Linked DNA regions of Homo sapiens: regions 1, 3, 4, 5, 6 and 7 are each linked to region 2. Evidence: chromatin contacts called from ENCODE Hi-C or POLR2A ChIA-PET data. All regions are on one chromosome and are shown on one strand. The core of a region is the stretch at or near the end of the contact, and the rest is flanking DNA. Distances in the headings are between cores, read along the strand shown.

The links. A loop is a pair of places that touch in the nucleus more often than their neighbours do. ChIA-PET counts read pairs that join two places held with the same protein, here RNA polymerase II (POLR2A). Pooled maps may share reads with other maps.
Region 1: a loop to region 2 is called in a map of CD8-positive, alpha-beta T cell, with 2.6 times the contacts of the local background. The contact joins the enhancer-like site here to the promoter of SNX3 in region 2. A Hi-C loop is called at or near these places in 4 of 168 maps with a recorded cell type or tissue (B cell, CD8-positive, alpha-beta T cell and naive thymus-derived CD4-positive, alpha-beta T cell), 1 of 37 single-sample maps with no recorded cell type and 12 of 50 pooled maps. POLR2A ChIA-PET finds 5 or more read pairs at or near these places in 1 of 52 experiments (naive thymus-derived CD4-positive, alpha-beta T cell).
Region 3: a loop to region 2 is called in a map with no recorded cell type, with 13 times the contacts of the local background. The contact joins the enhancer-like site here to the promoter of SNX3 in region 2. A Hi-C loop is called at or near these places in 1 of 37 single-sample maps with no recorded cell type and 6 of 50 pooled maps. POLR2A ChIA-PET finds 5 or more read pairs at or near these places in 2 of 52 experiments (K562 and activated naive CD8-positive, alpha-beta T cell).
Region 4: a loop to region 2 is called in a map of OCI-LY7, with 2.7 times the contacts of the local background. The contact joins the enhancer-like site here to the promoter of SNX3 in region 2. A Hi-C loop is called at or near these places in 1 of 168 maps with a recorded cell type or tissue (OCI-LY7) and 2 of 50 pooled maps. POLR2A ChIA-PET finds 5 or more read pairs at or near these places in 2 of 52 experiments (Panc1 and activated T-cell).
Region 5: a map of CD8-positive, alpha-beta T cell shows a loop between it and region 2 (2.9-fold over the local background). The contact joins the promoter of PDSS2 here to the promoter of SNX3 in region 2. A Hi-C loop is called at or near these places in 3 of 168 maps with a recorded cell type or tissue (CD4-positive, alpha-beta memory T cell, CD8-positive, alpha-beta T cell and naive thymus-derived CD4-positive, alpha-beta T cell), 1 of 37 single-sample maps with no recorded cell type and 14 of 50 pooled maps. POLR2A ChIA-PET finds 5 or more read pairs at or near these places in 5 of 52 experiments (CD4-positive, alpha-beta T cell, CD4-positive, alpha-beta memory T cell, activated B cell and 2 more).
Region 6: a pooled map shows a loop between it and region 2 (3-fold over the local background). The contact joins the enhancer-like site here to the promoter of SNX3 in region 2. A Hi-C loop is called at or near these places in 7 of 50 pooled maps. POLR2A ChIA-PET finds 5 or more read pairs at or near these places in 2 of 52 experiments (A673 and CD8-positive, alpha-beta memory T cell).
Region 7: a map of B cell shows a loop between it and region 2 (22-fold over the local background). The contact joins the promoter of ARMC2 here to the promoter of SNX3 in region 2. A Hi-C loop is called at or near these places in 3 of 168 maps with a recorded cell type or tissue (B cell and naive thymus-derived CD4-positive, alpha-beta T cell) and 11 of 50 pooled maps. POLR2A ChIA-PET finds 5 or more read pairs at or near these places in 3 of 52 experiments (CD4-positive, alpha-beta T cell, Panc1 and WTC11).

Annotation. Positions count from the first base shown.
Region 1 is chr6:109,000,916-109,004,531 of GRCh38, forward strand. It overlaps SESN1 (sestrin 1), which reads right to left. Exons shown (of 10, transcript NM_014454.3): 2 at 1,363-1,428; 3 at 373-573. It also overlaps a transcript of ARMC2 not described here. Among named protein-coding and RNA genes, the nearest start is that of ARMC2-AS1, 79 kb to the left of the region's middle. Within about 2 kb of position 1,313, at least 7 of the 41 ENCODE cell types and tissues checked have a DNase peak (open chromatin) inside an H3K27ac peak, as active enhancers do.
Region 2 is chr6:108,258,493-108,262,391 of GRCh38, forward strand. It overlaps SNX3 (sorting nexin 3), which reads right to left and starts at 2,548. Exons shown (of 4, transcript NM_003795.6): 1 at 2,268-2,548. The coding sequence starts at 2,429. RefSeq lists silencers at 2,126-2,235, 2,346-2,605 and an enhancer at 2,733-3,568.
Region 3 is chr6:107,656,856-107,660,299 of GRCh38, forward strand. It overlaps SOBP (sine oculis binding protein homolog), which reads left to right. Exons shown (of 7, transcript NM_018013.4): 7 at 1,352-3,444. Among named protein-coding and RNA genes, the nearest start is that of SCML4, 170 kb to the right of the region's middle. RefSeq lists enhancers at 674-1,251, 1,000-1,049, 1,252-1,828, 1,290-1,479. Within about 2 kb of position 1,401, at least 21 of the 41 ENCODE cell types and tissues checked have a DNase peak (open chromatin) inside an H3K27ac peak, as active enhancers do.
Region 4 is chr6:108,903,135-108,906,822 of GRCh38, forward strand. ARMC2 (armadillo repeat containing 2) reads left to right here. Exons shown (of 18, transcript NM_032131.6): 8 at 1,096-1,271. Among named protein-coding and RNA genes, the nearest start is that of ARMC2-AS1, 19 kb to the right of the region's middle. Within about 2 kb of position 1,662, at least 5 of the 41 ENCODE cell types and tissues checked have a DNase peak (open chromatin) inside an H3K27ac peak, as active enhancers do; they include OCI-LY7, where a contact is called at or near this core.
Region 5 is chr6:107,457,798-107,461,305 of GRCh38, forward strand. PDSS2 (decaprenyl diphosphate synthase subunit 2) reads right to left here and starts at 1,767. Exons shown (of 8, transcript NM_020381.4): 1 at 1,193-1,767. The coding sequence starts at 1,488. RefSeq lists enhancers at 1,638-2,087, 1,808-2,729.
Region 6 is chr6:108,870,119-108,873,811 of GRCh38, forward strand. All of the region lies in intron 4 of ARMC2 (armadillo repeat containing 2), which reads left to right. Among named protein-coding and RNA genes, the nearest start is that of ARMC2, 24 kb to the left of the region's middle. Within about 2 kb of position 2,278, at least 11 of the 41 ENCODE cell types and tissues checked have a DNase peak (open chromatin) inside an H3K27ac peak, as active enhancers do.
Region 7 is chr6:108,846,958-108,850,577 of GRCh38, forward strand. ARMC2 (armadillo repeat containing 2) reads left to right here and starts at 1,465. Exons shown (of 18, transcript NM_032131.6): 1 at 1,465-1,589. RefSeq lists a silencer at 1,723-1,822.

The sequences.
Region 1 (3,616 bases), core at 63-2,562, 740 kb after region 2:
ATATACTTTCAGAACTTCAGATTAAGAAGAAACTTCAATTAAGGTGCCAATCATAAAATAATGGAATATTATTTACATCTTGAACAGGAAGCACCACTTATGTCAATGTGAACTATTTATAATAATGAAACAGAACTTGTGTTCTACTTATTTAATGAAGAATGGTTCTCAGCAATGTATAAATACTTGCTTCTTTTTCTGTTATACTTGAGAGCGTACTTATTTAAAAATAGGAAAAACAGAGACTGTGCAACAGGAATCATATTATATATCATAATCTAAGTATTTATCCCTGTGTTTAAAGCATTAACTGTCTCTTAAAGAGATTAATAAAAATAGGCAAAAACAATTTTTCACTGAATGTTTACAAACCATTATTCCAATGTAGTGACGATAATGTAGGGGTAACGGCCCATCCATTTGCAGTAGATAGTGCTGAGTTTTTAAGAAACTTTCTAAATATTGTGGGTGGAAAACCATCACTAACGTAATGTTATCCAAACGGCCCAAAGCAGCAAAAGAATCTGCAAATAAAGCATGCATCTGTGCGTCTTCACTCCCCACTTGGAGGATCTGTATAAATGAGAAAAACCATGGTTACTGAAATGGTAAATTGGTGTTAAGGGAAGAAAATATACATGCGCTACACTCTAAGTATCATTTAGAAGCAGATTAAATCTGGCTTAAGAAAGAGGGGTTACAAATTTAAACTCAACTGGTTGAAAGATACAGAAGAATAAACAGTTACATATTATATAGTAGGGGATAAACAACAAAGGCTGAACATTAAAGGCCATCTAGATAGGCTGCTTGCAGAGTTGGCCAGAATCCAGATAAAGAAGCAGATTTAGATTATCAAATTTGCAGAGCTTGCAAACAGACACTAAAGCCTTTCTTTACAAAACCGCCTACTCTCACTCAATTTAAGGAGAACTAAAATTAACTAATAGCATACACTTCTTATGAAAATAAAGCATAGATGCTTTTATACATATATAGAATTAAAGATCCAATCTAGCACTGATATCAGCCTGTGGAGACAGTCAAGACTAAGTAACTCAGGTTATGGGCACACCTAAACAACATCTAAATATAAGCAGATGTTGTATCACTGGTCAAAAACAAATCTTGGCTTTACTTGATTAAATATGGGTGTTAAAAACACATCATGAAATACTAGAAATCAACACAAGTACAACAGCTTTTTATTCCCACAGATTCACTGCCAAAGAATGATTAACTGCAACCAACTCTGACTAAAACATGTTGTTGACCAACAGTTCTTCAGATGCCAACATGTGGGTCATGAAAGCTCTTCCTTAAAAGCATACAGTTCACTATGTACTTTCACAAACAACGTACCTCCTTTTCTGGGATGAATCTGCTTGGTCCCTGTCCTAGTGGTCGAGGAATTCTAATGCCAAGTTCCTAGAAAAGAAAATTACACCATCTCAGGCCTTTGGCAGTAAACAAAATGAACTGAGGCTAAAGGAATGGGAGGGAAAAACAACCAGTCGAACAGAGACAGGCTTGTTTTGATGGTTTGTTTTCATGGCTGTATATACATACCAACTCTTCTGTTAGCATTACATAGCTAACAACAGCTTATAATACAACTCTGATTAAAAACAATAAAACCTGTTTCACTAAAACCAGAGTTTTGCATAAAGTACTTGGCAGAAAGTCTAGAACAGAAAGTTCAGCACATAGCAGCCAACCCTGTGGATCATCAGTGATACAAAATAAGACCAGTGTGTTTGTACATCTAAAACTCAACCAACCCAAATATCAATCCCTGTGCATCGTCAGAAAATGAAAAAGCAGTACTTCCACCTAGGTGTCTTAAACTAGAAAAAGTGTAATTATTATTACATCTAAAACAACACCTCACGGTTAGAATGTAAATTTATGAAAAATAAAAACTAAATTCACAAGAGACAGCACTACAGGGCATGTTTTCTCTGCAGTTAAATAATTTTAGAGAAACTCATTTTGTTTGTAAGTTTGCCTTAAATTAAGTTTTTTTTTATTTACAGGATGTCATCAATCTTGCCCATATTATATTTTAGAGAAGCTCAAATAATTGAGAAATAGTTTTCTGACATTTGACACAGTGACTCTAGAATCCTGTACCTTATGTGATGGTGTAGTATGGTTAACAAGAACTGAAAATCTGTTAGGGTTTCCTTTCCCTCCCTCACCCTCCCCATATAGTGTGTTTACAGAAACAAAACTAAAATAATATATTTCAACTTTTTGTTGTTTTGAGGCCTATGTCCTATCTAGTGTCATTTAAAAATTTTTTTTAGAATTTATACAATTAAAGATTAACCCCTTCACTCATATATATTATATATATAATTAAATACTCATATAATTCTACTCTCTCCTTACTGCTTTTAAAGTTCTTCATGATATAAACCAGATATTTTCCTTTTAAAGAAAAAAAGTGGGGATGGGGTGGGGGTGGGTGCACAGAGAGAAGGACATGTGTCAGCAATCCAAGAAATCTGGTCCCAGCAAATGAAAGTCTTTAAAGCAGAACAGGCTTTTAAAAATTAAGCAGGAAGGACAAAAGTGAAGGTAATCTTTATTAGGAGACATCAAGATTCAAAGTAGTTTATATTTGCCAACAGAATTCATAAAATAATATTTAAATAAAATAATCTTATACTGGAGGTTGGTGACTTCTCCCTGGTTAGTCCATCCTTACACTGAAGATAGTAATGCTTTAACATTATACCCTTCATTAGAGGAGGCACTTAATTCACTGGTCTGGCCACGTGTGTGTCTCAATTTTAACATCCTGTAATGAATGCCAGAGGACATCCCTGTTATTCAATATATAATTTTGGCACCAATAGCAGCCATTTATATACAATGATGACTCTTAGCTTTTCTAACTGCTGAATTTCTCATCCAATTACATACATTTGAAACAATACCTATTGGACAAAACTAAGGCTAAAATTAACATTTATCCCCTCTAATTTCTTTAATCTTGAAAACTGTCTTACTTAAACAAAATGTATTTTAGGAAAATGCCTGTTTCAAGGGTTTATTACTGTTTTATAACTAAGAGACTTGGGACTTTAGTATACGAAAAGGTGTCATTTCAAATGGGGGAAAATGAATTATTCAACAAATGATCTTGGGACAACTGGATAGCCATTCAGAAAAAAAGTGAAGCTGGAACACTATAACATGCTTTACCCCACAATAAATCAGAGTTAAATGTAAGAAAAAAATGAAAACTTAGAAAAAAAGCAAAAAACATTATAGTACTAGAAGAAAACACTCATGGAGTGCAGCAGGCCTAAGAATACCACAAAAGCCAAAAGTCATAAAATATAAGATTGATAAATTTAATGACATAAAAATAAAGACTTTCACATGGGAAAAATAAATATATACAAAGTCAAAAGTAAACAGAAAGCTAGGAATTATATTTGCCACTCAAATAACAAAGGGCTAAATTTTAAAGAAAGATTACTATAAATCAATACGAAAATCCCCAACAATCTTTTTTTTTTTTTTTGGAGACAGAGTCTCGCTGTGTCACCCAGGCTGGAGTACAGTGGCATGATCTCGGCTCACTGCAGCCTCTGCCTCCTGG
Region 2 (3,899 bases), core at 1,298-3,797:
ATGACTATACCAAAACCCTTTTTTCTCTCTCTCCTGAGATAGGGTCTCATTCTGTTATGCCGGCTTGAGTAGAGTGGCCTCATCATAGCTCTCTGCAGCCTCGACCTCCTGGGCTCAAGTGATCCTCCCACCTCAGCCTCTGGAGTAGCTGGGACCTCAGGGATGCGCGCCACCACGCCCAACTAATTTCTTTTTTTGTGGGGAAGGGGTTTCAACGTGTTGCCCAGGCTGGTCTCAAACTTCTGAGCTCAAGGGATCCACCTGCCTCAGCCTCCCAAAGTGCTGGGACTAGAGGCATGAGCCACTGCGCCAGGCCCAGAAACCATTTTTAAGTGTCACATCAGCTATTTGCTAAGGTATTAGGTGTATTAAAAAAAAAAGAGGATTAAATTATTATACTAGAACCCATTTAATATAATGCATTCAGCAAGATAAACTCAAAGTAAGTGGAGGAAGTGTAGGCAGGAGATTCCAATTCAGTTTTGTGACAGGAAGTACCTGCTATGGAAGTATAGAAACAAGAATACCAAGTTCTGTTTTAGCACAAGAAAGAAAAAAAAAGAAAATACTAGTGAATAGGGCAAAAGAGGAAGTTCTTTTTAGTGAACCATCTGTCATGTATTACAGACAATTAGAAAAACATTCACTTTTCCACTAGGTTTATGTATGAATGTAGTTCCCCAGGTGTACTGAAGTCTGGATTTTGCAGTTTCCCTATGACAACATATCCTATGATTCAATTTTTATTTATTTATTTAGAGAAGGGATTTTGCTCTTGTTGCCCAGGCTGGAGTGCAATGGCCCGATCTAGGCTCACGGCAACCTCTGCCTCCCCAGTTCAAGAGATTCTCCGGCCTCAGCCTCCCGAGTAGCTGGGATTACAGGCATGCGCCACCACACCCGGCTAATTTTGTATTTCTAGTAGAGATGGGGTTTCTCCATGCTGGTCAGGCTGGTGTCGAACTCCTGACCTCGGTGATCCGCCCAGCTCGGCCTCCCAAAGTGCTGGGATTACAGGCATGAGCCACCGCGCCCGGCCTATGATCCACATTTTACACATCCATAAGAAGACAACAGTGGCTTGAAACATTAAACTATTCGTTTCATATCTTAAAGTTTGATTAACTTTTTAAAATCAATGCTAACTACGTAAGAATCATTTTTTAAAAATACTTAAGTTTCACAACAATGTGAATATACTACTGAGCTGTATGTACACTTAAAAATGGTTAGGATGGTAAATTTGATTTTTGTGTTTTTCACGACACAAAGTGTGTAAGTTAATGAGAATTTTTTCACTTAAATGTTAATAGTAGCTTGTCATATAAATTTTGATTAAAGGAAAAATCGCTTTACACTTAACTTTTAATAATTTGCTGTCATCTTTAAATTAATGTAATTAATTTTTAAAGATGCTTCCATACATGGGCAAATTCTTTAATCCTGAATTATAGAGTGAAAGTGAAGCACTATTTTCAATTAACATCTTTCAAATCATCTAAATTATTGCCAACAAATACTAGTTATGAAATTAGGTATATTTTATTTCTGTTGATTTCTTTATTCAATTAAGTGCAAATCTCGAATTAAGAGAGCAAGATCCCTAGTCTTTTCTTAAAGCAACTGTAGTTCTGGATTATGAGGTAGGTGACACCACACCTCAGCCTTTGGCAGGGCGGTGGCCCAAAATGCTGAAGTCAACCATGTCCAATCACCCTTCTGGTCTGGCTCAGCCCTATCAAAAATTGTCAGGCTTCTGTGAACTTTCATTAAGTCCCGTTCAGAAGACTGCACAACCCAGGTTACTTTAGCAGCTCGGGAAGGGCCTGGAGCAGCCGGGTTGGCTTGCTACCTCTGGGAAGTCTCCAGGAAGAGAAAACTGGGAAAAGGCTTTAACTTTGCGCAAGCCCCTTTTCTCTGTCAACATCTCTTTCCCTTCCCAGCGAAGGGATGTGTTCTCGAAAGATCTACCCCTTTCCAACTCAAATGTCATTCCCTGATCAGCTGCTGGAGGGGCAAGCGGCGCTCAACCCACGCCCTCCTCTTCGAGCACCTTCTCCAAGTGCCAGCGCGCCGGGCTCGCTCTGCAGCCCCCCACACCAGCCCTACAGGAAGAGGGGCCCTGGCTCACGACCCCGGCCCGCCTCTGCAAGGGGGCTCCCGGCCTGGGAGGCTGTGGCTGCCCGCGGGGGTCCACTCCCGGGTCGAGTGGGGGTGACCAGAGCCAGCGGGAGGGGTTTCTTGGGAGAGGGGAGAGACGGCCTCACCTTGACCCTGATTTCGTAAGTGGTGAAGCGGCCCCGGCCGACCCCCACCGTTTGCGGGTTGCTCACATCGATCTCGAGGAAGTTGCTGGGGGGTCCGTAGGCGTCATTCAGGTTCTGCGGCTTGGTGATCAGCCGCCGGGTGTCAGCCACGGTCTCCGCCATTTCGCTGTAGCTGCTGCCGCCGCCGCGGGCTCCCTCCGCCCCCTCCGCGTTCAGCCGCCGCCGCCGCCGCTGCTGCCCGCCGTGGGGACACGGGGCTCGCGCGCAGCGGTCGCGAAGAGAACGAGCACGTAGAGCGGGCGTTCACCCCGCACGCGAAGCTCCTCCCCGCGCCCCTCAAGCTTCCGCCTCCGAGCCCAGGGGAGAAACGGCTCACTAGCTGGAACGCCACGCCCGGCTCCCGGGAGGCCCGGCCGAGGCTGGGGAGGGGCACTGCGGACTGGGGTGTGAGGAGAAGCGGTGTCATGGGACTCGGGGTCGCAAACAGGTTCCGGCCGGACTACAGCGCCCACAATGCACCGCGAGCGCGCCGCCGCGGGGCTGCGGCCGAGGAGGCGAGGACCCAGACGCCCAGAGCTGGCGCTTCCTGTCTCTCTGCGCCAGCCTCGGCCTGCGGCGGGGTAGAGCGCCGGAAACGGCTTTAGCGGCTTTGGGAATTGCGGGCGAAAGTTAAACGGAGAGATCTTAGAGATTTGCCCGCAAATCGAAACAAAACTGCCCCTACTAACTCTGTGCCAACCTGTGCACCGTCTCACTGTGAACCCCTGAAAATGCCTTTCTGGAGAAGGTTAAGCAAATGCCTGAGATGATTTTGCCATAAACCCGAGCGTTGCACCAGACACGCGTCTGGATTGATAGGTTGAAACCAGTAAAGTGGGGGAGTGAAATAAAAACTAAAGCCCTAGTTAAATCCTAGCATTATGGTCAAATCGATTTTGGAGACAGGTCGGTCCGCTAAAACAAAGTAACAGTAGACCGGCTGCAAGCTGCTTTGGGTGTCCACTTTCGTTTCTCACGAAGTCCTGATAAGTTTTTTTTTTTTTTGAAAAGTATTAAACGTACCTCTACAGGACTGGAAATGCAACTCACATGAGCCTTTTTAAGAAACGGGGAGGAAGGCCGGGCACGGTGGCTTATGCCTGTAATCCCAGCACTTTGGGAGGCCGAGGCGGGCGGATCACGAGGTCAGGAGTTCGATACTAGCCTTGCCCACATGGTGAAACCCCATCTCTACTTAAAAATGCAAAATTAGCTGGGCGTGGTGGTGCGCGCCTGTAATCCCAGCTACTCTGGAGGCTGAGGCAGGAGAATCGCTTGAACCCGGGAGGCAGAGGTTGCAGTGAGCTGAGATCTGCCATTGCACTCCAGCCTGGGTAATAGAGTGAGACTTTGTCTCAAAAAAAAGAAAGAAAGAAACGGGGAGAAAACCCAATTAATTAGGTCCTAGTTCATCTCTTATGGTCCAATGGGAAATGCAGATTTTAAATGTTGAGATACGATACATTTCTATCTCTGCCCAGAGAGTTATCCCTCACAACTATTTCTGCATTTTTTAATATGTCAAGTTTAACACTATAATTACTTTAAATAACCTGATCTTCCCCGCCCCCCTTTTCTTTAGATTTTAAATTA
Region 3 (3,444 bases), core at 151-2,650, 600 kb before region 2:
AAGTTATTTGTTCATTGTTCTAAGAATAATCTCAACAGTTGTAAAGATGTTTACAAGTCCTCTGTCACCACCTCACCTTAGCCAAATTTTACCCATTCACATTTCTGACAGCCTCATTTATTGGCAGGAAGAAAAGGTGCTGTTTTGGGGCATGGCAGAAGAGAGGCGCCTGACCCACTCATGTGATCAAAGTGTGTCGAGCGCCCACAGCGGGCCAGACTCTGAGCTACGAGTTGGGTGTAGAGACACGAGCAAAACAGACAAGCCCCTGACCTCTGGGGCTTTACCATGCAGTTGGCAGACTTCTAAGTGGCTGCTCCCAGAACTGACTGAGTGGCCTCAGGAAGCTCTATTTCAAACCAAGTGACTGGCGGCAAATGAAAGAAGGCTGCAGGTATCAAGAGGCAGAGCCTCATATCTCGGTGAATGTTGGGATGAGCATTCCCCAGAAACTGACTTTCCTGGTGGAAAATCCTGTTCAGAGCCTCTGCCCTGGGACCCCAAGGCTCTTGGTTGATTTATTTTCTTCCAGTCCAGTGCTACTGTTTGTTTTGGATGTGAAGAGATGTGAATGGCTCACCTTTTACAGGCAAGACCCACACACGGAGAAAAGCAAGCATTTCTTCCAGCTTAGTTGCCTTTGTGGGAAACTTCTGAAGATAGGTATATGTGTCCATGGTAATTTTCCACTTGCCAAAAAGTGAATCTATTGGCCCTCTTTTCAGCAAATACCAGAGCTGAGACATGGGGTTACAGGAGTGAGGTCAGGAGCTCCAGGGTCCTCCGTGACCTTGCCTGGCTTTGGAGTGACCTTGGGTGACTCAAAAGACCTCCTGCTGGGGCTGGATGCGGTGGTTCATGCCTGTAATCCCAGCACTTTGGGAGGCTGAGGCAGGAGAATCACTTGAAACTGGGAGGCAGAGATTGCAGTGAGCCAGTTGCACCACTGCACTCCAGCTTGGGCAACAGAGCGAGACCCTGTCTCAAAAAAAAAAAAAAGCCTCCTGCTGGTTAAGCATGCAGTCATGTGGAGGGGGAGGGTTGCTGGGTTGCAAAGGATGCTGTGGTCTTTGGGTGAGGGCGTGGTGTACCCTACTCATTATGGTATTCCAAAAAGCGACTTGAGTTTCATTTCCTCACACAAAGCTGGCAGGGCTGACCTGAGCAGACCGTGAATGAAACTCCTGTTGAAATCACGCTGTGCTGCAGCGGTTCTGGGGCTCATCCTAGGTCTGCCCTGGCGGCTGGAGAGTGTGCTGCTGTCTGACTCATGCCTGGGTTCTCCCCAGCTGGGCGGAGGGAGGGGGATCGGTCCAGTGGATTCTGACAGCCCCTTCTGCTCTTTTTCCAGGAACGTTCACTCACAGGGTACGCTCATGGAGAGAGGGCGCAGAGCAAACCATGTCACGCCATCCAATGACACCAGCTGGTCAGCTCACCACCCCCTCTGGCTAAAACTCAAGCAAATAAAGCCGCTTCCTGTCATTAAGCATCTCAGAGGAAGCAGCCCTCCCTCGATGGCCTCTAGCCCAGAGAAGCCCGCGCATCTTGGACCCACCAAGCAGGCCCAGCCTTCCTGCTGCCACCATCTCTGCTTCTCCCCAGAGGAACTTAGGGATTTCACCCCTGGCTTTTAAAAAAAACGAAATACCGACAAGCCACAAGGACCAATGTAGGTATTCTCCCCGCCCCATCTTCAAGGCTCAGCGACTGAGGCTGGAAGATGATATGGATTGGAACACAAAAAATCTTTTTTTAATCTTTTTAAAAACTGCTGTGGTTTTGCTGCTACACTAAGAATTGTGATTTGCATTGTACGGTTTTGGACCTATATTGTTCACGTTTTGATGGCGGAGAGGGGTGGTCCTGGAGGCCCAATGCTTCAGAGTCATCTCTGTCCTGCCCGGGATGCACTTTTAAATGAAGAGTTAGAATATTTTATTGGCTAATATACTTTTCTTGTTATTTTTACAAAGGCCACCTTTATCCTTTTTGATGCCATATTTTCAGTGTTACACTTTTATGGCTTTTAATTTTCGATTTGACAGATGTAAGAAGCAGCATGAATAGTTTATACTGTGGTTTTTCAGAGACTGAATGCCAAGAGAACTCGGTAAATGTTTATTCTTCTCAGCTTTCTCTTTAAATTCCCCTAAATAGCGCCCCATTTGGGAACAGAGCAAGAGTGTTGAACTGAAGACCAAAATGCCCTCAAGGTGTAAAATAATCCGAGGGGGAATATTTGCTGGGCGTCAGGAAAGACTCAGATGAAATTTCAACCCTGATGGTTTTCGGTGATCCAGGAAGTCAGTGAGACAATCTCTCTATATGCAGAGCCCTTTCATGATAATTAGAATGGTATGGACAAACCAATGAAAACAAGAGGGAAAGTGAGAAAGATCACCCATGATTCTGTTTCACTGTTTGCTTTCTCCTGTCATGGTTAAGAGAAATGTGCAATTCGATCCTCAATCAGTGGGTGGAGGATAACAGGGTAGATTCACTTGTGTGCACTTGTACAGTTGTAGCTGCGAGTCCAGAAGTCCTCTAGAGCATGTGTACTGGCACTGAGTTGGTGAGACAGTTGTGGAGTATCCCATTCTGATGAGTACAGAAAAAAAAAGAAAAAGAAAAGAAGAGAAAAAATTAAGAAAAAAATCAAAAAAGGAAGAAAACTAAAAAAAAAAAAAATCAAATCACCTTGTGATTCAGTGTATCTGTTTACTAACTCAAATAAAGCAATTGTTCCCTCTGGAGGGGTCCAGGTGCCCCCGCCCCACAAGGCCGCGGAGCCTCAGCAGGAGGGGTGGCGAGTTGCGGGTGGGCAGGGCCAGGACGGTGTGGCGCCAGCCTTGAAGCACCACGGCCCAAGGATGCGGTGTACATACTGTATTTCTAGATTCTCCTTTGTACAGAGTCACTTCACAAGTCAAGCTACTGTTTTACAGGTGCTCCTTATTTATTAGAGCTGTGAGAGCTTGGGGGACACACCTGGCGAGCAAGCTCGCTTTTTAAAAATGAAATTTGGGGGCAGGGGAAGGGGAGGCGGGAGGGAGGGGAAGCTCGCAAGCCCGGGGAGAGATTTATAAAAGTAAACAAAAGAAAACCTTCCAGCAACAAATTAAAAAATAATAACAAATCAACCCCAGCACCAAACCCACCCAGGCAGGAAGAAGCCGCCCCTCCTCTGGGGCCATATTTTTCTGCTGGGTCACAACATTCTCCTCTCCCTGACTGGTGTCAGATTCATCAAACAAAAAATAAATCTCGAAGAAAAAAAATGCACTTACATGTGCTTATTTGGCTTTTCTCATTATTATGACTACTGTTTTTTTTTGTTTTTTGTTTTTTGTTTTATTACAGAGGTGTTCATTTTTCTCCCCCTGGGAAACATTTTAAAAAATAGAACTAAGGAGTTTTAAAAGATGGTAAGCTACTGGGATG
Region 4 (3,688 bases), core at 412-2,911, 640 kb after region 2:
TCCGGTCTGGGTGACAGAGTGAGACTCCATCTCAAAAAAATATAGGTATTACTTTCCTCACAAACATAATTATAAGATGAAAGGTTCAAGATCTCCCTGTTTCCTAACTAAAATACTCTCCTTTTTTTAAATTTATTTTTTATTTTATTTTATTTTGGAAGTAGGATCTTGCTATATTGCCCAGGCTGGCCTTGATCCTGGCATCAAGCAACCCTCCCACCTCGGCCTCCCAAAGTGCTGGATTTACAAAAATATTTTTATTCTCCTGTTTTTTAATAACCACCTCCAGATAATGGTGGATTTTGTGACATTTCAGGCTTTTGTTCTATTAGAACCCTCTTTTCTTAGGTAATGAGCATTGTTCTCATAGGAAAATACTGATCATTGTTTTTGTCAACAGATATATTAGAAAATGAATATGTGTGAAGTTATGCTATATACAGTATTCTATACAATATTCTCACTGTACCATGTGCTATTGATAGAAAGAAATGTAAGACTGGCTCACTTAGTATGACATCTATTTGAGGGCACTGGTCATATAACACAACACACACATACGTACATGAAAAATAAGTAACCTAAGGTAATGTTTGTTGAATGTGGAATAGTGCATCTTTTCTGAAGCAGCTACAACATAAACAGAGCCTCGAAGGACCAAAAACAGTAGGAATGAGGGTTATGGAGAACATTTTAGGCCAGTAGAGCTATGCAAAAAAGAGTTGAAGGTCAAGATGCAAGTGGCATGCATCTGTGAGACTGAGCAGATCACGGGCTGAGGTGGAGGGCATCTGGAGTAAAGGAGGCCAACTGAAGCAGGTAGCAGTCCCATTCTTCAATACCTCTTTGAAAGACTGTGTATTCTAGATAAGCTAATGACTGATAAGCAATAAGTCAACATGGTAGGAGATGGATCAAAGGGATGAAAAAAATCAGGTAGATGGAAGTGATAAGATAAGAAAAAAATAGAGGTCAGGAATTTGAAGATATCCAAGGAAATAATTATGGGGTTTTTACTTACACTGTCTGTGTTTGACACACTTGGAAACTTAACCTTAATTAGTAAGTGTTGCTTTACTCTCTTTGCTCTGACAGAAGAAAACATTGAAACGGTTTGTGCTGCTTGCACACAACTTCATCATGCTTTAGAGGAAGGAAACATGCTTGGAAATAAATTTAAGGGAAGAAGTATTCTCCTGAAGACCCTGTGTAAACTAGTTGATGTTGGTTCAGACTCGCTCAGCCTTAAACTTGCAAAAATAATTCTAGCAGTAAGTTTTTCTTTCCTCTGGTCTAGTAGACTATATCACATAAAAGCTTTGTTTAATGCTTTATTTTTAAATATTACAAAGAATATTAGAAATGCAGTGTATTTGTTTAGAATCTTGGAAAAAAATTAAGGTAATAAACTGACATCTCAGAATTTGACTAGGAAATATTATCTAAGGAACTAAGGCTGAGTACATAGAAAATGTTAAAAGAAACTCAACGTTTTTGGACTGCAACTAAGTTAAAAAAAAAAAAAAGAAGAAGAAGAAGGAAGGAAGGAAAGGCAAGAAAGAAAAAGAAATAACCGTAGGCAAATACATTCAAAATGGTTGCTCAAATAACTTGACTGGAGATCAGTAGCAGATGGTGCAGGCAGTGGTTTCTCTTGGATGCTTGATTCTGTCATATGATTTAATAAATAACTAAGTAATTTAGGCCACAGTCATAATAAATCAGGTGCTTTAGGAACCAGTGTGAAACCGAAATACAGCTGCGTGTGGTCACAGGAAGGTACCTCAGTGGTCATAGAAGGCTTTCACAAGGTGTGAGAAGAAAAGGCCAGACACCAAAAAAAAAGTCTGTAGAAACTCTGTCTCAAACAAAATGATATCACTGTTTGAGGGGAGCACTTTGTTGTCACAGCCATAAACAGTTGGAACCAAAAGATAAGCCACAATTATTATAGAATGTTCTAAGAGAGCCGCTAAAACAAATGAATGAAGCTTTGTTTTCTTGGTTTCATACAAGTACAAGCTTTGTGCTAACACCCCATAATTTACAGAATTTAAAATCTTACAGTACACAGTGAAGGTAAGTGTTGGCGTACTTACTGTTAGTTAATAAGAATGCCACCTTTTCTTATTCTGATAATGAAGTCTTTCATAAAGCAGAATTTTCTGAGCATATATCTATGTAATATCAGGGGGAGGCTACATTCTTATTCAGCTCTCAAACTATTAACTCTCTTTTTAAAAATTGTGATATGTGGTCAAGAAAGCAATACTTCTTTGAAATAGTGATATCACTCCAGGGCTCTGGCGGTGCAGCAGCTGCCCAAAGATTGCCTTTGCTATTTTAATCTGAATCCTAGACATTTTGTTCCATACCAAGCCAAAGAAAGAGAGAAAGAGTGAGGAAAAAAAAAAAAAGAAAGAAAGAGCAAGAAGGAAAGGAAGGAGGAAGGAAGGAACATGAATTATTTTAATGCTTTGCAGAGTAAATATTATTTCGGTTATTAATGGTGTCATTCAAATTAATTATATATATGACACAAATTTAACTATTTTAGGGCAAAAGGCTAAGTGATCTGCCAGGCAGTGAACATGTTTTGAACTAAACATATGATTAGATAAAGCCCTCTTGGTGACATTGACGGCCTTGCTGAATCAGGAGCAAGATGCTAGGCTAAACTCCAGAGTGCAGAGCTGGGTAGGTTTGCCTTCTGACTAGCTACAGAACCAGCAGTTCAGAAGGGACCTTCAAATCCATCAAGGCCAACTTCCCATCTACTGCCTGGATCTCCTGTAACATTCCAGACAAGATCTTGTTTAGCTTAGGCCTTGGTGATGCGGTTCTATGTAAAATGTTAAAAGACTACATCATAAGAACTGTTGAAGAAGAAAAAATCAGCAAAAACTAAAGCTATATGGGACTAAGAAGTTTTTTACAACTTCTCTCTGCCTGTTTATTGGCAAATACTGGCAAATGAAAGTTTTCCAGACAGTCATCTTAATTTTAATCTTTGTGTCAGAAACTCTTACAAAATAATATACAAAAATATATAAGCTTAAATGTTACTATATTAAGATTTTTTAAAGGAGTACAAACAAATATATACAGTATGAATGTGACTATATTTAGGAGGGAAAAAATCTAGCGCCCTATGTACAGGGTAAAAAAAGAAAAGAAATACCAATTACCAACTGTGATGCTATATAGTGGTACTAGTATGAGTGATTTTAAACTTTTCTTACTTTTCTTTAATTTGCCAAATTTACTTTAAATAGAATAAACTACTGTTTTTAACATAAGAAGAAAACTACCCTACCACAAGAACCTACTTTGTGCCAACATTTTTTTTTTTTCTTTTTCTTAAAGACAAGATCTCGCTCTTGTCACCCAGGGCTGGAGTACAGTGGCGAGATCACAGCTCACTGCAGTATCAAATTCTGGGCTCAAGTGATCCTTCTGCCTCAGCCTCCCGAGGAGCTTAGGACCACAGGCATGCACCACCACACCTGGCTAATTTTTAAAAAATGTTTTATAGAATTGGGGTCTCGCTATGATGCCCAGGCTGGTCTCAGACTCCTAGCCTTGAGCAGTTCTCCCACTTTGGCCTCCCAAAGTGCTGGGATTACAGGTGTGAGCCACTGCACCTGGCCAGAGACTCCTCTTGACACTGGGAATACAAGTGAATAAA
Region 5 (3,508 bases), core at 517-3,016, 800 kb before region 2:
ACAAAATTGAAATTAAATGGTAGATTAAATAAAAGTATTGTATCAATATTAAATATACCTAAGTTGGTAACTGTAGCGTACTTACGTAGGAGATTACTGCTATGCTTAGGAAATACATACTGAAGTATTTAGGGGAAAAGGATCGTGATGTATGCAATCTACCATCAAATGATTCAGAAAAAAATATATAGAAAGATATATACACGTGAATAGTATATATATCTGTGTGTATATGTATTTAATGTATATATTGACATATATAGACATATCTACGTAGCAGGTGGATCTGATTAAAGAGTATGCAAGTGTGTTCTTTGAACTATATTATTTTTGTAACTTCGCTGTATGTTTAAACTAATTACAATTCAGGTGTGGGGTTTAAGTGGAAGAAAAAAAAAAAACTTTTGGCCGGGCACGGTGGCTCACGCCTGTAATCCCAGCACTTTGGGAGGCCGAGGCGGGTGGATCACGAGGTCAGGAGATTGAGACGATCCTGGCTAACACGGTGAAACCCCGTATCTACTAAAAATACAAAAACAAAATTAGCCGGACGTGGTGGCGGGCACCTGTAGTCCCAGCTACTCCCGCCTGGGCGACAAAGCGAGACTCCGTCTCAAAAAAAAAAAAAAAAAAAACTTTTATAAATCCTAAAGGCAGGTTTCACAGCAGTAGTACAGCATAAGTGATAAACATCCCAAGAAGATAATGACTACTAACGGGATAAATTCCTACTTCAACCCCAAGACATTCGTTGGAAAGAATTATCTACCTTCAGCCTCTCTCTCTCTCCTTGCCTACTTTCTGGAGGTGACCCCCTGAACAGTGCGGGACAGAAAATTAATCTATCCCATTAAAAAAAAAAAAAATTTCTAGGAAGTGACTCAATAAACCTACATCTCCGCTCGATTTCTCCACAAATCACTGAGGCATCTTCATCCTCAACAATTAAGAAGCAAAATCGAGGAAAGCATACAAGTGTTTCAAAGAAAACCACTTATGCACTCAGCTGAGCAAGAACGTTAAGTGGACTAGAGAAGAGACAACACGGAATGTCTAGGAGGAGTGAGTAAAAAGGAAGGACTAAAAAGAGATAAATCAGGAGCCAGTCTGAGAGAGCTAGAATGCGTATGCCCGCCAGAAAAAAAAGTATTCCAATGAGTGCGAGTGTGTCAGCGGGAGAGGGGTAGCTCACCTGGCTGTGGTAAGCAGAGGGTGCTGAGTGCCCACCAGCTTCCGCACCTGCATAGCGATGTTGCTGAGCTCGTCGCTCAGCAGGCAGCGAAGGCTCATGAAGGACGTGGGGTACCCCACGATCTTCTCCGCCTCTGACACTACCTGATTCCAGTGGGCCGGGGACTTGGAGGACCGACCACGCCAAGAGCCCACCGAGGAGATGGTGTCGAGGGACGGGGACCACCACAGGCGACGCGGGGAACCCGAGGCTCCAAGATAACGTGGCAAGTGCAACAGCAGCTGCCGAAAGTTCATGGTTTGAGTCTGGAAGGGTCTGGGACCTGGGGGTATCCAGAAGTGCCGCGGGAAACAAACCAGGGGCAGAGGAGGAACTTACAGTAACTAAAAGGAAGCGGCAATTCTTGACCCTCAGAGTAAGGTGGCTTCCTGGAGCAGTGACCAGAAACGAACTTTAACTGCTGCTTTCTGCAGCCCAGGCTGGGCAAACAACAGTCCCAGCTCAGCACTGCCCCCGGCCACCCGGGGTAGAAACCACAGCCACTGCCTATGTGGAGGACGCCATATTGGAGGCATGGAATGCGGCCTGCCGTAAAGACAGAGGCGGGTTGTTAAGTATACTCTCTACTTTACGGCGTACCCGAGAACGCCCCCGCAGGGGCGGTGCTTTGGAGGTGAACCCGGGTTGGGAGGTTCAGCTCCTCCCACCCCGCCGCTCTGGGCCAGCAAAGGTCGTCAGTGACAGGGATCAGTTGTGGGCGGCGAGTGGTCCCTCTGCACACGGTATCTGGGCCGAGTCTGGATTCATTAGAGTCCCCGGCGCCCAGCACTGAGTGGCATGCATAAGTATTGGTGTCACGAACAACGGTCAGCCCCCGGCTTGCCCGCAAGGAAGGGCGTCGGGCGGAGGCACCAGTTCCTCCCGGAAGCTTTTTGTCGCTATCGCCACCAGCCCCTGGCAGTGGCAGTGGCCGTGGCCGGGCGTGAAGGCGGCCTCTCGGGCTGCATGCCTCCTGGAGCTGGGGCCACGTCTCAGTGGTGGAACGCCTAGTCGGGGCGTGGGGCTGAGCCCTCGTGTCCTCAGGGCCCAACCAGACATAAGGCAGCGTGGTGCGGCGGAAAGGGGTCCCAAGGAAAGTCCTCGGATCCAACTTCGAATTACCGGCCTCCTCGCTGAGCCTTGGGAGAAACAGCGGTGCCTCCTTCCCGCGGGTGCGGAGAGGAAGAATGAAACGTTGCCTACTCCCTGCCTCTTATCTTCCTCTTTATGCCTAGCCTGGAGCTCAACTCCAGGATTGAAGACTATCGCTGACCGGAGTGCTTTTCACGTACTAGTTCATGTATTACTTTATTTAATCCTCAGAACAACCTCATTAAGTAGATAATATTAGTATTCTCCGTGTTTTGTATGAGGAAACTAAGGTGCAGTCGAGTCGCGTAAGTTCCCTAAGACCACACTAGACAGGGATGTGAGCCCAGACAATCTGGTTTCAGAATCCGTATTCTAACCGAAAGATTACACCGTCTAAATAATAGGCTCCCATCCACTCTTTTCTCCTTATTGCTGAGAGGAAACAGTCAATATGATTATCTTTTAAGTAATGCTACCTATTTTTTTTTCAAATGTGCCTAAGATCTTACCTCCTTTCTTATCACCTAAAACAGGTGTTAACCGTTCTTAATAAAGGATATATTATCCATTTTTTACACTCTTAAAAATAGCTTATAAAACTCTCTAAAACTTTCAAAATCCTTCCAAATTCATGGTATTTTATTTTTATTTTTTATTTATTTTTTGAGATGGGTCTTGCTCTGTCACCCAAGCTGGAGTACAGCGGCGCGATTTCAGCTCACTGCAACCTCCGCCTCCCAGTTTCAAGCAATTCTTGTGCCTCAGCCTCCCAAGTGGCTGGGACTACAGGCGCCTGCCACCACGCCCGGCTAACTTTTGTATTTTTAGTAGAGACTGGGTTTCACCATGTTGACCAGGCTGGTCTCAAACTCCTGACCTCGAGTGATCCGCCCACTTCGGCTTCCCAAAGTGCTGGGATTACAGGTGTGAGCTACCAGCTACCATGCCCAGCCTGTCAGTATTTTTTAAATGAGCATCATGCATAATACTGTACCAGCCTCTTGAGCTACAAATAAAGATTGGGACTTAAAGAGTAGTTGTTCACTTTGCAAAACAAGATGATTTTCTCTACAAAAGATTTAGCTTCATACTCTCCCTTTGGCAAGTTTTCCTTGTGATTTAAATTTTTTATTTACAAAAATTCAGTTTAGGTGTAACTTTTCAGGGGCACATTTTATTTAACAT
Region 6 (3,693 bases), core at 1,028-3,527, 610 kb after region 2:
TTTGATGAAGAGAGATAGGCTTACAGTCACAGAGAATTGGGGAGAGCCTGGAAGATACATACCAAAGATCACAGCCCCCACCTGAGCATCATACTTGACAGACAAGTATTTTTTTTTAATTCATTTCCAACATTTAAAAGGTAGAAGAATCTCATGGAAGAATCCAGATTTATGACTTCTTGTGAAAAATCAGAAAATCTGGCAACACTGGGTCCCCATTCCATGCAGCCACAATGGGGCATGATCGGAGCTGAGTGGTACCTCCATTCTGTGGCCAGGATATGATCTGCAGTCACCATGTCCCCAGCCTGTGCCATTCACTTGCCTGTGTGGTCCCTGATGTGGCTGAAGAGTTAGAATAAAGGAGAAAAAGAAAGAAAGAGAGAGAGAAAGAGAGAGACAGAAAGAGAAAGGAAGGTAGGAAGGAAGGAAGGAAGAGAGGGAAGGAGAGAGGGAAGGAGGAAAGGAAAGAAAAAAGGAAAGAAGGAAAGAAAAAGAAGAGAGGGAGGGAGGAAGGAAGGAAGAAAAGAGAAGAGAAAAGACAAGACAATGAGGATGTGCAGGGTGTGTACCTCATGCTGTGATGCCATGACCAAGTAGATCATCAGGCAACTTGCTTTACCTTGATGTCCCGATTTGTTTCCTTTCTTACACTGCCAGTCGATCTGATATTTATCAAACTCCTACTAAGTGCCAGGCACCATTCTAGGCCAACAAAGTTCTGTCCTCAGAGAGCTTACAATCTAGTGAGAGGAGATAGACAATGACAGGAGAACAAATAAGTAAGAGAATTTGAGTGCTGATGAATGCTCTGAAGAAGATAAACAAGATAATGGACTCGAGAGTGACTGTGGTGGGGTAATTTGCTTTAGCTCAGGTGGCTCTGAAAGGTATCTTTGAGGAGCTGGCAGCTGAATAGGAAGGTGCCTCATGAGAAGGAGGCAGCCATGTAAAAATCCATGGACCAAGTGTCCACATGGAAGGAAAAGCGAGTGCAATGACCGGGCACGAGAGCAAGTGCTGGTGGTGGAGGACCTGGAGGTCCAGTGGCTGGAAAGTGGCTGATCAAGGGAAGTTGGAGAGAGCTGAGGCCACAGAACTGCCCAGGGCCTCAGAATATGGAAAACACACCCAGCTGTGTTTTACTTGTAGTGAAAAGATAGGGTTTACCAAAGGGAGAGACAATGTGATGTAGGTTTTTTCACCAACAGCAGTTCTCAGCTGTAGCTGCCCATGAGAATCACCTGAGGAGCTTTTCAAACGCTCCCCCCGCAACCCGAGTCCCGTGTCAGCTCAGGTAAATCAGAAAGGGTTGGTAATTGCAGGAACAAAGGGTTTGCCAAGATGAGAGGGGCTGGGACCTGGAGGTGAAGGGCACTTCTTATGAACAGGATGGCAGGATTGGTGCAAGGACTCATACCTTGTTTTTTATTCTGTGTTCTTGCTTGTGAGGTTGAATACTGTGTGTTTCATGTATTTTTAACTTTTGGGAGTGCATGCTAGAAAACCCTGCTGCTTGCTGAGGTACACACTGATGTGAAAGTGACCACAGAGATGAATGCTTTGCCCACCATCCCCCTCCTCAGTGCTTCCCCAGTGGCTTAGCTCCTTCCCCGCTGGGGTACCTGCCTGTTGTCTGCATGCTCTGGGAGGTGCCCTCTGCAGCTGTGATTTCCCAGCACTGAGGCCAGCTTCACACCTCCAAGGTGCACTGAAGCATGTTTTCATCGTGGTTCTTTTATCCACCCTGTTTGCAGTCACCCCTCTTCACCATTCAGGTCATCCCTGAGGTCTGGGCCAGCATTCAGGAAATACTGGCAACAAAAAGTCATTGTTATTTTAAAAGCACATGTCATCCAATTATAAAGTTATAAAAAATATTTGAGCTCTCCAGCCTTGGAATCATTGTCATTTGTATAAGAGCTCCCTGGGTTTCATTTCAGATCTTCTCTATTGTTTAGAAGAGGTAGGCTTTGTGGAGTAACTGAGGCTGCAGAAATGGAGGGCATCCCTTTGTTTGCTGTGAAGTCATTTGTGGCTGATGCTACCCCACAGGCAGGGCCGGGGTGTGGTGGCAGGTTTGGAATTCCTGCTTCAAGACAGTGAAAGAGGAAGAGATTTGTGTAGTCATCTCCAAAAGGCCAGCAGTATAACTGCTTTGCGTTCACACAGGGTTTTTGGCTGGAGGTGGCACTGCTGTGAATGCTTCCCCAGTTATTCAAGCCAGACAAGAGGCCTGAGAGCAGTACCACCTCCTCAGCCATCCCTGTCACACTCTCCGTCACCAAGCCCTACACGTGCTTCCTGACTAGCTCTCGAGTCTGCATTCTCCCTCACCACCGCCATGCTGCCTCCATCCCTCTTGCCTCATCCTGTTTTGCTGCTCTTAAACCACCGTCTGCTCACTGGGGTGCTGTGATGGTCTGCAGGTGGGTGGATGCGAGGCCCTCAGCCAGAGGAACAGCCAGTGGAGCCTGAGGATGCTGAGCTCCCAACACGACATGGCTGTGAGCAGCAGCCTTATCCCTTTATCCCAGGGGACCATGAAAAATGATCATTTTCTGTGTGTTCCATAAAGCACAAGAGGTCGGGAAGCAAATAAAGATCAGATTGCACCACCCTCTTGCTGAAAACCCTTCAGAGGCCCTGTTGTGCCTACAGAAGTGTTTGCCAAACTGAGTTCCAGGGAACTCCAGGGAACACTTTTGGCAAAATGTTAATAGCTTCTCTTTGGAAAAAGGGTTCAGTGCTCAAATAGGTCAGGGAAACACTGCCTACCCCTCATCTTCTTGGAGAGTCTCTGCACATGAGCGTATTAAAGTGTTGGTGGAGAAATCTGTTTAATTTTAATTCAACACAGCATTTCACAAACCTGCTGGACTGTGGGATCTGTCTTTTGGGAACACAATTTGGGAAACACTAGCCTACTGTAGAAGTTGGCAAACTTTTTCTGTAAAGGGCCAGATAGTCAATATTTTAGACCTGGTCCTTATGGTCTCTGCTCAGCCTCCTCCGTTTTGTATTGTAGCATGGAAGCAGCCATCCACCAATTTATGGCCACTGAAACTTGAATTTCATGTAATTTTCACTTGTCACAAAATATTGTTCTTTCTTTGATTTTTTTTCTAACCATTTAAAAATACAAAAACCGTTCTTAGTTTGCAGGCTATACGAAAATGAGATAGGGCAGATTTGGTGGGGTTTGTAGTTTGCTGAGCTCTGGTGGGGGTGGCGGGGGATGACATCCCAGCACCTCCAAGTGCACAGCTGTGTTGTGATCCAGCCCCAGCGTAACATTCCAGGCCCTGCTCACGCCTGTCCTGGGCCTGCCCCCTCACGGTGGGTGCACCGGCAGGGTGGAACCCCTTGTTGTTCACCACACCCACCCTGCTGTTTCAAGCCTCAGGGAGAACCTATGTAATTTGCTGGGCCCAATGCTGAATGGAAATGTGGGGCCCTTTGTTCAAAAATTATTAAGAGTTTCAAGATAGCCACAGCAGAGCCTTAAAACAAGTATAGGCCCTTCTAAAACTGGGGCCCTGCCTGACTGTACTGGCAATACACACTTGAAGCTGGCTTTCACTCCAGACTTTTGTTCTCTTTTCTTCAAGCTGTTTACGTCTTATTAACCATTCAAAATGCTTCTCAGCCCCCACCTCCTCTGTGAAGCTTTCTCTGACCAACTCCCAACCC
Region 7 (3,620 bases), core at 215-2,714, 590 kb after region 2:
GGGAGGTCCCCATCAGTGGGAGACTACAAAGGACCAGGAAAGACCTACATGAGCTGCTTTAACCATAAGCCAGCACAGCAAGCTTGAAGCTGCTCAACTCCAGGAAGAAATGCTCCATCTCCTTCCTTCTCCTCCTCCTCCTCACTGCCAGTTTGATCCAAGCTGGGCCTTAAACAACCTCTAGTGAATAGAGGGGCGGGTGGGGGTCGGGGACAAGCCTAAGCCTAGTGCACCCCTTCAGGGAAGGCCAGCTAGAGACCTTAAGCCTGGGGCTGGAATGGGGGAGGAAGACTTTTTGAAGTTTGATGCATTTGTTTATATCTTGCACCCAACATTATAGTTTTGAAATGAAGCTGTGGTTGAGATTTAGTTACAACAAGACTGTCAGTTATCTAAGAATGAGCAGAAAAATCCAGGGCTGTTTCGGGTCCTAAAATTATCCAATCAACGAATAGGTATTTATTTTCTGTTATGTTTGAAATCCTCTTGAGTATTTTGAAGAATATTTACATTCCTTTAGTTCAGGTTAGTATAATTTCCCACCTGGCACGATGCCTTACACATAGTATGTGCTCAAAAATATTTTCAATTTAATTATTCTTTACAAGATGCTTAGCACCAAGGGAAGTGGCATTTTCCCAGTGTTGATGACAAATAGCACTTCAGCTGGAAAATCTCCATATTTATAAAACGTGGTGCAAACCTGAATGGAGAGTGCTTATGATCTCACTTTTATTTAACACTGTACAGTGTTGCTAAATGGTCTAACAGGAGAAAAGGGAATTTAAACTAGAAACACATAAATGGAGTGCTTTTTGCCGTTCAACTGTGATGATGCACGAACAAAAAACGATTGGCCACGGGAGACCTAGACTGGAATCTCCTTCTCCTGCTCACTACACCTCAGGCCCCCAGTTCCTCTCCTGTGGATGGGGACGCCAGGCTGCCTACCTCAGACTCAGAAGGTACGATTACGTGCATACACTCTGCGAACTGAAGGGCTGTACAAATGCAAGGGCTTAATAACAGCCAACAGTTTAATATTCGTTGATTGCCACGTGCATAGCGCTTTACATCTATTTTCTCATGCAGTCTTCATAACAGCCCAAGACCTACCTAGGTACTATTATTAATATTTCCTGCCACTTGACATCGGAGGAAACAGAAGCTCAGCAAGTGGCTCCAGGTTATACAGAGCCCTAACCTGAGCCAGTAAATCCTTCTTACCCACAAGCATTAAGCTTCCGTCCTGCCTGCTGTTATTTAACAGAGGTGCTGGGATCCGGCAGGGGAGCAACAAATGTGGTTCGGCAAATTGCTAAACGAAAAGCGGACACCCGCCCACGACGCCTGCTCTGATCTGACCTCCCGGCCTACAGCCCTCTCCAGGCTCCTCCCACCCGCTCCGGCCGTCGCCACGCCTCGGAGCTTCTACGCATGCGTTGGCGGGACCCGCGCAGGCCCAGTGGCCGAGCGGCGTCGTGGGGTTACCCCGCCCGCGCCAGCGCTGCATCCCTGGCCGCTACCCGGGGAGAGCCGGAGGATGAATTGAACCTCGCAGCCGCTGCTATCTCCAGTGCTCATCACAGGTGCTTTGGGTCAGGTCGGAAGCCTCCTTCCCTGAGCCCTCGCCAAGCTCATTCCCCGGCCCGCCTCTCCCGCCCTGCAGCGGCCTGGCCCTGCGGTCTGGCTGCCGGGGCGGCGGCGGGAGGTAGTTTGTGTACGGTTACCATGGAGACGCTGGCTGCGGGGCGAAGTGGGAGGGTGGCCGGGCGGGGTGAGGATGCTGCTGCGCCCTGCCCTGGCCGGGACCGTGGAGGAGCGGGCACTGCCGTGGGTGGGGGAGCCGCTGTCCGAGCGGGAGGTGAGGTGTCCCCAGCGGCTCCCCAGGGACCCTTCCTGCCGTCGTCCGCCTGTGTGTCCTCGGATGGGGTAGAGAGACGATGAGTGCCCTGTGCATGCTGTCAGGGGTCCGGAGCGGTTGTCTTTTATTTATGTACTGTCGCACTTAGCCAAGTGCGTGGTGCTTAATAAGAAGCCCAGTAATATTTGTTGAATGAGAGTGGTAGACTAAGGGGCTTTGTCTAGGCAGGCGGTGACCGGGCCAGAGTCATACAGTTTATATCTGGGCACTTCCAGGCAACAGGGCCTCAATAAATAAAAACGTATGTGTAACAATATTTAACATACTTTAAAATCATGGAGTGTATACATAATGCCTTTTGTGATCCATTCCCACAAGTAACACAACAGATCTTACGTCCCACCCTGATTTATAATAATTATACTTTAATTTGGTTGAAAAGCAAGCACCATTTATTATATTTATCCTGGTTTCTTAATCTATGGGATTCTGGTTGTTGATGTTGATTTGGCATAGCTGATATTCAATAAAATGCTTAATAAAAATTATCTGTTTTCATAAAGGCAAGTACCACCACCCACCTTTTAAAAGGAGAAGTACGTAATGTAAATGACGAGTTGATGGGTGCAGCAAACCAACATGGCACATGTATACCTATGTATCAAACCTGTACATTGTGCACATGTACCCTAGAACTTAAAGTATAATAATAAAAAAAAACTTATGTATAGAAACACTGAACAAACGTCATTCTCTCTTTTGCAATTTCTTTTTTTAAATGTAGTTTTTCATTCGTGGAAATGATTTTGCTGTATCCTTTTATCATGTAGCACTTGGGCAATAATTGTTAACATCTTTAAGGGCCATATTTTAAAATGTTAACATTTTTAAAGCACTGTGCTAACGCACTTTACATGTATTATATCATTTAATTCTTCAAACAATCCTATGGGGCAATTATTATTACTATCCACCTTTTATAGATGAGGAAACTGATGCTTAGAGATATTAGAGGCATTGCCTAAGGTCACATGGCTGTGAATTGTCAGCATTTAAACCCTTAGTCCAGCATCTAAGCACTTAACCACTGCCTCTTTGGATGCTCATATTAATACAAAAATGATTCAGAGTTATGGAAGGGTCCTGAGTATTTGATTTGCAGGGAAGACTGTGAAGCTGGCCTGCTTTTCCCCTGTTGCAGACATCCTGGTAGTGCAGTGTTGCATTTAGCAAGAAGGCTCTGGTTCCAGTGGCTATTAGCAGCAACGATAAAGACAGGTCTTTATAATTAGTTATAAACTTCTATAAATTATGACTCTGAGCTTTCACCCAGACCAGTAGGAAATATCTTGTTGAAAAAAAAGTTCTTCACTTTCAAATTTCCTACTGCTGGTGGTGTTCACCCTCTAGAGGTCCTGTGGATACCATGGACTCAGGATAGTGTGATGCAAGACAGAACTCAGCCTCTTTCTTCTTTCCTCTTGAAATCAGCTTCTCCTCCTGTTTCTTTTAAAAGGTCCCTTGCCCTCTGGCTCCCCTAGGTTTGCATACCTAGTGTTGTTTCTGGCCTCTTCCTGGAATCATGGATGCCAAATCCTGTTAATTCTGTTCTCAGTGCACCTCACTTGTTCTCATCTCTCCTCTAACCTCTGCTTCACCTTGACTCCTGTATCTCAGGCTTTCCGTACTTCACTCATTCGTCACAACATTGAGTCCTACTCTGTGCCAGGCAACTTGAAATAAAGGCAAGACAGGG